2 separate regions of the Homo sapiens genome follow, and region 1 is linked to region 2. Evidence: chromatin loops called from intact Hi-C (ENCODE). Cell type or tissue: dorsolateral prefrontal cortex. All regions are shown on one strand. Links, peaks and the distances in the headings refer to the core of each region. The heading gives the core; the rest is flanking DNA.

Region 1 (5,365 bases), core at 118-5,117, 120 kb after region 2:
GGTGGGTACAGGGCTGCTGGCTGACTTCCTGGGCAGGACGGAGGCCGCGTGCCTCAGTGCCCCTCACCTGGCTAGCCCACCAGCCACGCCCAAGGCCGACAAGGAGCCACTGGAAATGGCCCGGCCCCCTGGCCCACCCCGTGGCCCTGCTGCAGCCGCTGCTGGCTATGGCTGCCCACTCCTTAGTGACTTGACCCTGTCCCCCGTGCCGAGGGACTCGCTGCTGCCCCTGCAGGACACCGCCTACAGGTACCCAGGCTTTATGCCCCAGGCGCATCCTGGCCTGGGTGGGGGCCCCAAGAGCGGCTTCCTGGGGCCCATGGCGGAACCTCACCCCGAGGACACATTCACCGTCACATCCCTGTAGTGCCAACTGAAGTGCCGACTGGACCGCGAGGTTTTGTTCCTGGGTGAGTCTGGGGATGTGGGCGCAGTGGGCAGAGGCCTGGGGGTGGGAAGAGGACATCAGAGCTTAGGCAAGGACAGAGGTATGGAGTGCAGGAAGCAAATGCAGGATTTAAGGGCAAGGCTGGGGACTGAGAGCAGGGTGTAGGGATTCAGGATTCGCTGTTGCGGACAGTCTCAGGAGGAGATGGGGTGCTTGGGCTGGGAACTCAGCAGGGGGCTTGAACGTTCGGGGGGGTCTTGTGAATTGAAATGGCCAGAGGACTACACACTGGATGGGGCCCTGTAGTTTGGTTTATTAAGCTTTCAATTATTTGTTCATGCTATGTCTTGGGCAGGAAGTGAGTATTTCCCAGGAAATACGCTGATAAGGGTGGGCATTTGTATCGCCCTGTGTGAGACAGGTGAAGGGAGAAGCAGGTTGGACGGTCGTCTACCCAGGGCCTATCCAGAGGACCAGCCCTGCTGGCACCCCCATTTCCCTGGGAGCTTCACTGATTCTAAGAGGCAGCCTGGTGAGGGCCAGGCCAAGAGTGGCCAGTGTGGCGTGGTCACACACTCTGCAAGGGCTTCACAGGATGGTCCAAAATGTCCTCTCTTGGCCTCCCAAGGTACCCCCAAAGGCTATTTTCCAACATCTTTGGTCTGAGATAGGCTAGGTGTGGCCAGGAGCATGTGGGGTAGGGACCCAGAAGTGGAGAAGGGGTGCTGGGGTCCCACTGTCCCTGCAAACCTGCAGCCAGTGAGGCTATCTTCAGGCAAAGGTATTTTGACCCTAGAAAAGCCAGTCCCTTTCCTGAAGCCAAAGACTTTTCTGAGAGTTCAGTTAAAGAGTGTTAAATGTTTTGATACTGTTTTTATCAGGTACTGTGACCTCATTAGTTGGAGTCAGTTTTAGTATTCTCAAGATTTGGTGTTTTAAAAAAGGAAAATAAAAGACAGAAAATGCCCCCAAAATGATCAAAGGGAACAAGGTTGAAGGAGCCATCTTCTTGAAGAACAGCCTGCTCCCGAAATACAGCCGCCACTGGCCCCACTTTTGGACAACAGATCTGTCACAAAATTGGCCCAGATGTGGTGGTTGGTGATGGGGCAGACTGGGGGCATGCCTGCGTCCCTCACCCTTCACCTCTGCTGCCACTGAAGCTTCCTGGGAGTTTCTCTTCCTGGAGGAGTAGCTGGGCTCCTGGAAAGTCCCATCCGTGCTCTGGGAGGCCATTCAAGGCCAGGGTGACTCAGGGTCCTGAAGTCATGTCAGTGGAAACTTGTTGCCCCCTCTCTGCCAGACCCCAGCTCCCCTGGTGCCTGAAGGTGACAAAGGGCAGCATGCAGGAGTCCGGAGGCCTCCGGGAGGACCATTCCCAGATTGGCCACCAACTTCCCACATGCCCTTGACCAAGCTTTTGCCCCTCTCTGGGCCTCAGTTTCCCCATCTTTTCAAGGAAATTTACTTTGATAATCCCTTAGGCTCTCGCAGCTCTGCATGGCAGAGACAATGAAGCAAACTTTTTTTTTTTTTTTGGCAGCATCTTTTCCTTCCTGATGAAGCCAGGCCAAGATTAAAATGGCCTTCCATTCCCCATGCGTCTCATTGCAACCAGCAGAGCCTCAGATCTGAAGCAGGCCAGGGAGAAACTGCTTAGGGTTTAAAATGTCAAACTCTTGATCCTTCTCACTGGCGGGGAGATGTCTCATGGATAATCCAGAAATGTGAAATAATCCAAAAACCGTTCCTCCCAGGCTCTGGGTGGGAAAATGGACGGGTGTGGGGGCTGGGTGTTTGGGCAGGTCACAGCTCAGTGAAGTACATAATGGAACCACCCAGTGAGGCCTGAACGCAGGAGGAACTGGGATGCCATCCAGCCCCACATTCTGGCCCTGCTCCCCACTCAGGGCTGTGAGTTAACTGCGCTGTCCTCAAACCAATGCATTCCATTGTTCTAGAGACATCTGTCCAGCACCCACTAGAAGCCAGGCATTGGGGGCACCACAGTGAACACCACAAATGAGGTACTGGTCCTCAGGGGGCTTCCCATTTAGAGGGAAAGACAGCAAACAGTGGCATTAAGCATGTGTTGATTCCAGCTGTGGGAAGCACTGTACAAGAGAAAAAAGCTAGAAGCTTGTGAGCGCACACAGCATGCTGACCGGACCTTGAAGCTGAGGCCTGAGGAATGATGGGGCTGAACAGCTGGCGGGGAGGGGGAAGAACATTCTGGGCAGAGGGAACAGCAGTGTGGAAAGCCTGGAGGCAGGAAGGGACTCAGCTTTAAGAAACTGCCTATGGGAAGGCAGTAAAGCTAAGTGAGGGGATGAGGCAAGCGAGGCCAGATCATGCGGGGCATTAGAAGGAGTCTGAATTTCATTCCCAGACACGTGGGGATCCACTGAAGAGTTCCCTGCTGGAATTCCCCAGGCCACCGTGGAGCAGGGCTAGTGTTGAAGCAGGGAGACCAGCTGCAGTAGTCCACACATGCAGTGATGATGGCCCAGGCCAAGGTGGTGGGACGGCTGCCCCCTCTCTCTATCTAAGATGACCCACAGGCTCTAGGGCAACCCCCCAGTGCCAGGGGATGATCAAAATCACCACGGGAATGAGAAAGAGTTGGAGATACAGAGAAGGAGAGTGGCAAGGAAAAAGTTCATAGAGGGAGTTGCCACTCTCAACAGAGGGCTTAAGCAGAGAGGACAAGGACACGCTCATTCACCAATAGCAGTGAGCAGTTTTGACGCCAGGCACTGGAGAAGCAGCAGTTGAGCTTAGTTTCCCAACCTGAGCCCCTGTGTGTCCATCCAGTGCTGGGTACTGGGGAGACAAAGCAGGCATGACCCCTGTCCTCCAGTTCAGCCTCCACCCCAGGAAACTAAAACAAGTACACAAAAAACCTGAAAACACCTGGCAGAGAGTGGCAGGTGCCCAGAGGCAGTGAGAAACAAAGATTTGCTGGACAGCTGGGTGTTGTGGTCAGAAGTCAGCCCTCTGCCCCCTTGATGAGAAAAGGGACATTTGTGCTGGGCCCTTTATGTAACGCTGCCTCACTGACCCTTCACAGCAGACTATGAGGTGGGGTGTGTCTCCCCACCACAACCCCCTGCCTCCCGCCCTATCCCACATTAGAGTTGAGGAAATGGGTGCAGCTCTGAACCTTGCCCAGGGGATCCATTGGCAGATAGTGGAGCCAGGATTAGAACCCAGTACTGTCCCTCCTGAGCCTGGGTGCTCTGCCATATGGCTGCCTCTCATCTCCCCACGCCTGATTCCCCATCTGCAAAAGGATAGGTTGGATTGGACAATCCCTACACTTTTTTTTTTTTTTCTTTTTGAGATGGAGCCTCACTGTGTCGCCGAGGCTGGAGTGCAGTGGCACGATCTCGGCTCACTGCAGCCTCTGCCTCCTGGGTTCAAGCGATTCTCCTGCCTCAGCTTCCTGTAGCTGGGATTACAGGGGCGCACCACTGTGCCCAGCTAACTTTTTTGTATTTTTAGTAGAGATGGGGTTTCACCACATTGGTCAGGCTGTTCTCGAACTCCTGACCTTGTGAATCACCTGCCTCAGCCTCCCAAAGTGCTGGGATTACAGGTGTGAGCCACCGCACCCGCCCCAGTCCCCACAACTCTTGCTGGGTCTGACATCTTAAATGGATTTTGAGGTTCTGTGGAAGAAGCTGCACTGGAGCTCAACCTTCAAGAATAGGCAAGGTTTGCACACATGGAGACCGGGGGAAGGGCATTCTGGGCAGAGGGAACTGTGGGCAAAGGCAGGTCACATCCCAATGTGGATTAGAAGATAAAAGCTCAGAGGAGACAGAATGGGGAATGTGGAGCCTGACTGATCTGAGAGCTGTGGCTGATGGGACGGGGAACAGAACGGGTCAAGCAAGGAGGGGGCCTTGGCCCTGTGCAGACATCTTCTCTGGGCCTCTAGATGGAAAGTAGAGCCAGACAGACTGGCTCCACGTTGGGCCCTGTGGGCTAAAGATCGACCCTATCAGACCCTGGGGACAGGGGTGGGAGGGTATGAAGGGCCCTCCAAGGTGTTCAGGATTCTCGAGTCCCTCTCCCCTCCCTACTCCCTCTCAGGCCTGACCTGAGGCCAAGAGAAATGTCACAGGTCCTCCAAGGTTACGCGGCTAGGGCCTGACTGAAGCAGGAAGCAGTTTCCAAGGCCACCATCCAGCCGGGGTCAGCAGGCATGCCCGGGCCTGGACCAGGCCGCAGCTGCTCTGGGCTTTGTCTCTTCGTGTCTTGAAACCTCGAGAGGTCACTTGATCTTGCCTGTGACTCTGAGCAAGAGGCCTTACGTCAGGGCCCAGCCAGTCCTGCCCTGACTCTTCTGGGCACAAGTTCTTCCCCACACTCTCTGAGGCCATCCTCCCTCTGATCCTATCTCTTGCCACTCCTGCAGCCATGTTTAGGCCAGGCCTTGTTCTGAGCCCTCATTTCCTGAAAATGTAATCTCTCCACGACCATACCGACTCACCCTTCTTCTTTCTTATCTTCCCACGTCCCAGAGCAGGGCCACGGAACTGGAGGGTGGTGGCTGGGAGCCTGCCTGTGGACACAGATAGGCCTCTATGCACAACCCAGTTCCATCCCTTACCAGCTAGGTGACCTGGTGAGTCATGTCACCTGATGAGTCACGTCACCTCTCTGCATCTCTTGTGAGAATTAAATGAGATTACACGTGAAGCCCTTGGCCAGGTCCCTGGTACACAGTGAGCACGTAGTCAGCGGCTGGTGATGGGTAGGTAAATACCCGACAGAGGCTGAACTCCGGGGCCTCTGACCAGCCTGTGTGAGTCACACACCTCCAACCCTCGCCTCTTGTACCTTCATGCAGGACCATAGAGCCGGCCCTCCCTCGCCTGTGCTCCTCCTAGGAAGGAGGTTGTATTCTAGTGTGGATTTGGGGCCTTGGGGGAGGCTTTGTGATAGCACCTAGTTCTTTGCGTTAGCAAT
Region 2 (5,365 bases), core at 122-5,121:
GGTGGCAGCAGCGTCGTCATAGGTAATATTGGTGCCCTGATGGGCTACGCCACCCACAAGTATCTCGATAGTGAGGAGGATGAGGAGTAGCCAGCAGCTCCCAGAACCTCTTCTTCCTTCTTGGCCTAACTCTTCCAGTTAGGATCTAGAACTTTGCCTTTTTTTTTTTTTTTTTTTTTTTGAGATGGGTTCTCACTATATTGTCCAGGCTAGAGTGCAGTGGCTATTCACAGATGCGAACATAGTACACTGCAGCCTCCAACTCCTAGCCTCAAGTGATCCTCCTGTCTCAACCTCCCAAGTAGGATTACAAGCATGCGCCGACGATGCCCAGAATCCAGAACTTTGTCTATCACTCTCCCCAACAACCTAGATGTGAAAACAGAATAAACTTCACCCAGAAAACACTTTGTCCTGCTGTCAATCATGTTTGCAGTGAGAAGCCCAAAACAATCTGGCTCTGGCCTGCACCATCCACACACCCCCATTCCCATTTTCCCCTCGAGTCAACCACAGCTCCTGGAACACAACCAGTTGATTTTGTTTCTGGGCCTTAGCACATGTTGGTCTCTACCTGGATGCCTTCAGAAGCTCATCTGCCTGAAAAACTCCCTTCCATCCTTCCAGACTCAGTTCAGACATCCCCTCCTCTGGACTCCTGCCTAGCAGGTCCTCCTGTATAAATGGACAGGCTTGATTCCACAGGGTGCTTGGGGAGGCAGAACTCAGTTTGTTCTCACTGAGAGAAGCTTCCAGGTACTTCTCTGATTAGGCAGAGATGGAGAAGCCAGGTCTCCGTTCTCTCAAGAAGCGCTAGTGATCACCCTCAGATGGAGAATAAAGGCCAGCCCTTCGCTCTGGGGAAAGGGCGTAACAGCAGCTTTTCGAGGGCTCGGCAAGGTCCCCCTTTCCTCATAGGACTCTGGGGATAGGGAGAACAGTTTGCATATGGAATTCACAGCCCTTCTGAATAGGAAGGAGAAGACAACCCAAGCACATAGGAAGCATTCCGTAAATGTCAGTTATGATTGATGAAGGACTTGCATAAAACAAAGAGGGAACAGCCAAGTGACAACCAGGAATTAGCTCATCTGACTTTGGAGTCAGGGTTTACTCTCTGGGGCTCACAGACCATATTCTTCCTTTCTTCCAAAGTTGGCACCAAACTAGGGTCTCTGCCCTTAGAAGAAGCCCCCTCCACTTATTCCCTTGGACAACATCAAGGCCAGAGAGATGGGCAGCCCTGCCCCAGGATTTTAGATCTGAGGCCTCAGCAGTCCTCAGGCTGAATGACACTGGAAATGACCAGTTCTTTATGGGAGACTCCACCTTCCCCAGGATCCCTTGGGACCGGCCTGCGCAGGATAACTCCTTGCCTTCATTCTGTAAGTGATGGCAGGGGCAAAGGACACCACAGCGGATGGGACCCAGTTCCTACCTACTTGAGGCTCACGATGCACAAATGAGGACCCCACCTTTTCCTTCCCTGTCACCACCTCCCCGCCCCCATCTCCTTTCACCCACCCTCACCCTTGCCAGGGACCACAATCCTTGCCAGGGACCACAATCATCCTATCTGCAAAGCCTGTGGCAGAAGGGTGAACACACACCAGAATTCACCATCGCGAGTCGAGAGATGCTCAACACACTTTTAATTAATTATTTTTCTTGAGACAGAGTCTCACTCTGCTGCGCAGGCTGGAGTGCAGTGGCGTGATCTTGGCTCACTGCAGCTTCTGCCTCCCAGGTTCAAGCGATTCTCCTGCCTCAGTCTCCCAAGTAGCTGGGATTACAGACACCTGCCACCGCCCCCAGCTAATTTTTGTAGTTTTAGTACAGAAGGGGTTTCGCCACATTGGCCAAGTTAGTTTTGAACTCCTGACCTCAGGTGATCCGCCTGAGGATCACTCCCAAAGTGCTTGGATTACAGGCGTGAGCCACCGCACCTGGCCTCAATGCACTTTTAGATGCCTCCCTGGCAGCAACCTTCAGAGAGACACATGGCTGTGTCCCCGCCCAGCTCCAGGGCTGAGTCACCTCAGACAAGTTAAGTACTCTCTTGGGGTCCCAGCTTCCTTGTTTTTGTTGTTGTTGTTTGAGACGAAGAATCTTGCTCTGTCGCCCAGGCTGGAGTGCAGTGGTGAGATCTCAGCTCACTGCAACCTCCACCTCCTGGGTTCAAGCAATTCTTGTGCCTCGGCCTCTCAAGTAGCTGGGATTATAGGTGTGTGCCACCACGCCCGGCTAATTTTTGTATTTTTAGTAGAGACGGGGTTTCACCATGTTGGCTAGGCTGGTCTCGAACTCCTGACCTCAAGTGATCTGCCCACCTCGACCTCCAAAAGTGCAGGGATTACAGGCGTGATCCACTGCACTCGGCCTTCTTTGTTTTCAAAACTAGGGCTGGGGGTGTTACATATTGTGGTCTCCAGGGCTTCCTCCTCTAAAACATCTGCTGAGCCTGAAGCGCATGCTTCTGAGTCCCCTCAGCCTTGTCAGATCCTGGCTTTCTGAGGATGAATTTTATTTTTGGAAGCAGCCAAAAGCCACTCTGTAGTGCCAACTTTGGTGACTAAAGTGGGTGACGGTGCGGGGCGATACCATGTTTGGTCACAAATGAGGGTAACTAGAAACTAGCAGGGCTTGTCTCTACTAAAAATACAAAAATTAGCCGGGTGTGGTGGCGGGCGCCTGTAGTCCCAGTTACTCGGGAGGCTGAGGCAGGAGAATCGCTTGAACCCAGGAGGTGGAGGTTGCAGTGAGCCAAGATCACCCCATTGCACTCCAGCCTGGGCGACAGAGTGAGACTCCGTCTCCAAAAAAAAAAAAAAAAAGAGTCCAAAAATAGATCCCATCTCTGACTGCCAATGTAGAGGTTCTCTGTCCTCATCACTTTTCTCTGGACCTGTTTCCCAGATTGTAAAATGGGGAAGGGAAGGAGTTGAACTCTCGTCCAGACCTAGAATGTCTTTCTCCAGTGCTCAAGTTAGGAGCGTCTTGCTCTTAAATAAAATACTTTAGGGATTTCCTTGTTCTTTAAGGGCCTTCCAGGTCCCCCATACCCTTGAATCACCACTCTCCCGGCAGGGGCTCTCACAATTTCATGGTGCTATGTGCGGATCTGACCACCAGGTGGCAGTACAGTCCTATCTTGGACTCCATCAGCCCTCATCAGCCTTTAGCAGCTCCACGATTACCAACAGCCCTCTCTGGGGCAGGCAACCAGGGTTAAATAGAGACGGAAATGAATAGACCTCGCCCCTGCTCAGCAGCAGGAGCTACTGAAGCTCACAAGAGTGGTCCATCAGAGAATCCCTCCAGGGCCCACCTCCTCTTCCCTTCAAGTCCTCAGTCCTACAACTTGGGGATCTCCAAACTCCTGTAGTCAGGTCTCACCTCCAGGCTCACTGCCTGCGCTCCCAGACCCAAGTCACAAGGATGAAAGTTAACGAGAGGAGCACACCACACGCACTTCTTGGCTGGGCAGCAGAGGGGGATGCTGGGAACTGGGCATCACTAGATTCTGCCTGGAAAGGGGGGTCTGGGCCAGCCGAGGGTCTGGGGCAACAGTAGCTGGAGGCTGCCGAGGCAGGGGAGGCCTGTGGCTTCCTGTGAAGAACAGAGGAGCCACTTCCTTTAAGCAGATGGCTGGGGGAGGGGTGGAAGATGAGGGAGCATAGGCTTCCTGGCTTAGCGGGCGGAAAAGGGGTCCCAGGAAGGCCCCATGAACAGGTCCAGAGCAGCCTTCTCTTTCCCTCTTTCTGGGTCTCCATGGAACAGACAGCTGAGACAAGGTAAGGTCACACTTGTGAAGTTCTGTGCCGTGAAGCCACAGAAAGGATAGTCAGGTTAGGGAACAGGCTCATCTGTAGAGGCCAGTAAAGAAATGGAGCCTTGGTTATTCCAAAAAGCAAGTCCAAGCACCTACCCCCCAGTATCCAAGTCCCAGTCCCCAGCCTCAGAACCCAGTCCCAGAAATCCAGCCCCCATTTCCCCGCTCCAAGCACCAGTTCCCAGAGAAACGTCCAGTGCCAAGTCAGAAGCTGGCAGAGGCCCACTGGTTCATTATCTGTGTGAACAAATGGCATGGGCCCACAGGAGAGATTTTTTTTTTTTTTTGAGACAGGGTCTTGCTCTGTCGCCCAGGCTGGAGTGCAGTAGCACAATCACGGCTCACTGCAGCCTTGACCTCCTGGGCTCAAGTGATCCTCCCACCTTAGCCTCCCAATTGGGACCACAGGCATGGACCACCACATCCAGCTAGTTTTTTTTTTTTTTTTTTTTTTTTAGATGGAGTTTCGCTCTGTCACCCAGGCTGGAGGGCAATGGTGCAATGGTGCGATCTCGGCTCACTGCAACCTCCACCTCCCGGGTTCAAGCGAGTCTCCTGCCTCAGCCTCCCGAGTAGCTGGGATTACTGGTGCGTGCCACCATGCCCGGCTAATATTTGTATGTTTAGTAGCTACGGGGTTTCGCCATGTTGGCCAGGCTGGTCTTGAACTCCTGACTTTAGGTGATCTGCCTGCCTCAGCCTGACCACAAATTCTTGATGAACCAGTAGAGCTTGCCTCCCAGCACCCACAGCTACCAGGGCACAGCGTGGTTTAACTGCTCCAGGTTCTGATCTGCAGAAGGGGTAGGGGTCTTCACTCAGCCATGATCACTATCCTTGGAACCCACCAAACTAAGCCCATTTCTCCTTCAGTCTTTCACACTTGGGCCAAAGACACCTCCAGGCATGCCGGTGCCTAGGCCAGACACCTTCCCAAAGGCTTTTCCCCCTAACTTTTCAGTGATGGCTCCTTCTGCACTCTTTGGTCTTCACTCAAATGTCACCTCCTCAGAGAAGCCCTCCCTGACCACCTACTTTAAAATTGCCTCCTTGTTTCTCTCTACCATAGTAATTGCCAACTTGTCTGCCCCTTGGAATCATCTGAGAGCTTAAAATTGTATGGATACCTGTGTCTCACTCACGGTGTGGGAACAGCTTGCTCTCCATGTCACTCTTTTAATTTTCTGTATAAAGCCAGTAAAGACATAGAGTCTTGGTGACTCCAAGAAGTAGGCCCGGGTACCCAACCCCAAGTACCCAAGTCCCAGTCCTCAGCCTCAGAGCCCAGCTCCAAACACCCAGGTCCAAAGTTTTACATATATTAACTCTTTTCATCCTTACAATAATTCTCTCGGGTGTTCTTAGGATCCGCATTTTACAGATGAAGAGATCAAGGTACAGAGAGGTTAAATAATTTCCCTAAGGCAAGCAGCTAGCAAGTGACAGGACAAGGATTTGAACCCAGAGAGTCTGCCTCTGTAGAACAGTGCCTGGCATCTAGAGGGGCTCAATAAATAATTGTCCAATGAATGA

Evidence for each region. A loop is a pair of places that touch in the nucleus more often than their neighbours do. Peaks named below come from ENCODE experiments on the same cell type or tissue, not always from the same donor. Only the 100,000 strongest peaks of a DNase experiment are listed, where the experiment ranks them.
Region 1: it touches region 2 in a loop (2.5-fold over the local background); 48 of 110 quality-filtered maps call a loop at or near these places.

Annotation. Positions count from the first base shown.
Region 1 is chr1:27,542,306-27,547,670 of GRCh38, reverse strand. AHDC1 (AT-hook DNA binding motif containing 1) reads left to right here. Exons shown (of 9, transcript NM_001371928.1): 8 at 1-410. The coding sequence ends at 367. Among named protein-coding and RNA genes, the nearest start is that of WASF2, 55 kb to the right of the region's middle. RefSeq lists enhancers at 4,137-4,654, 4,655-5,173. In dorsolateral prefrontal cortex, for the core only: no CTCF peak of the experiment used is centred there; a DNase peak (open chromatin) is centred at 2,248; H3K27ac peaks cover 5,000 bases.
Region 2 is chr1:27,661,106-27,666,470 of GRCh38, reverse strand. IFI6 (interferon alpha inducible protein 6) reads left to right here. Exons shown (of 5, transcript NM_002038.4): 5 at 1-407. The coding sequence ends at 90. LINC02574 (long intergenic non-protein coding RNA 2574) reads left to right here and starts at 3,749. Exons shown (of 2, transcript NR_151722.1): 1 at 3,749-3,794. RefSeq lists enhancers at 3,102-3,617, 3,687-3,896, 3,618-4,133. In dorsolateral prefrontal cortex, for the core only: CTCF peaks have their summits at 2,927 and 3,126 (motif pointing right); DNase peaks (open chromatin) are centred at 2,595, 3,130 and 4,038; H3K27ac peaks cover 820 bases.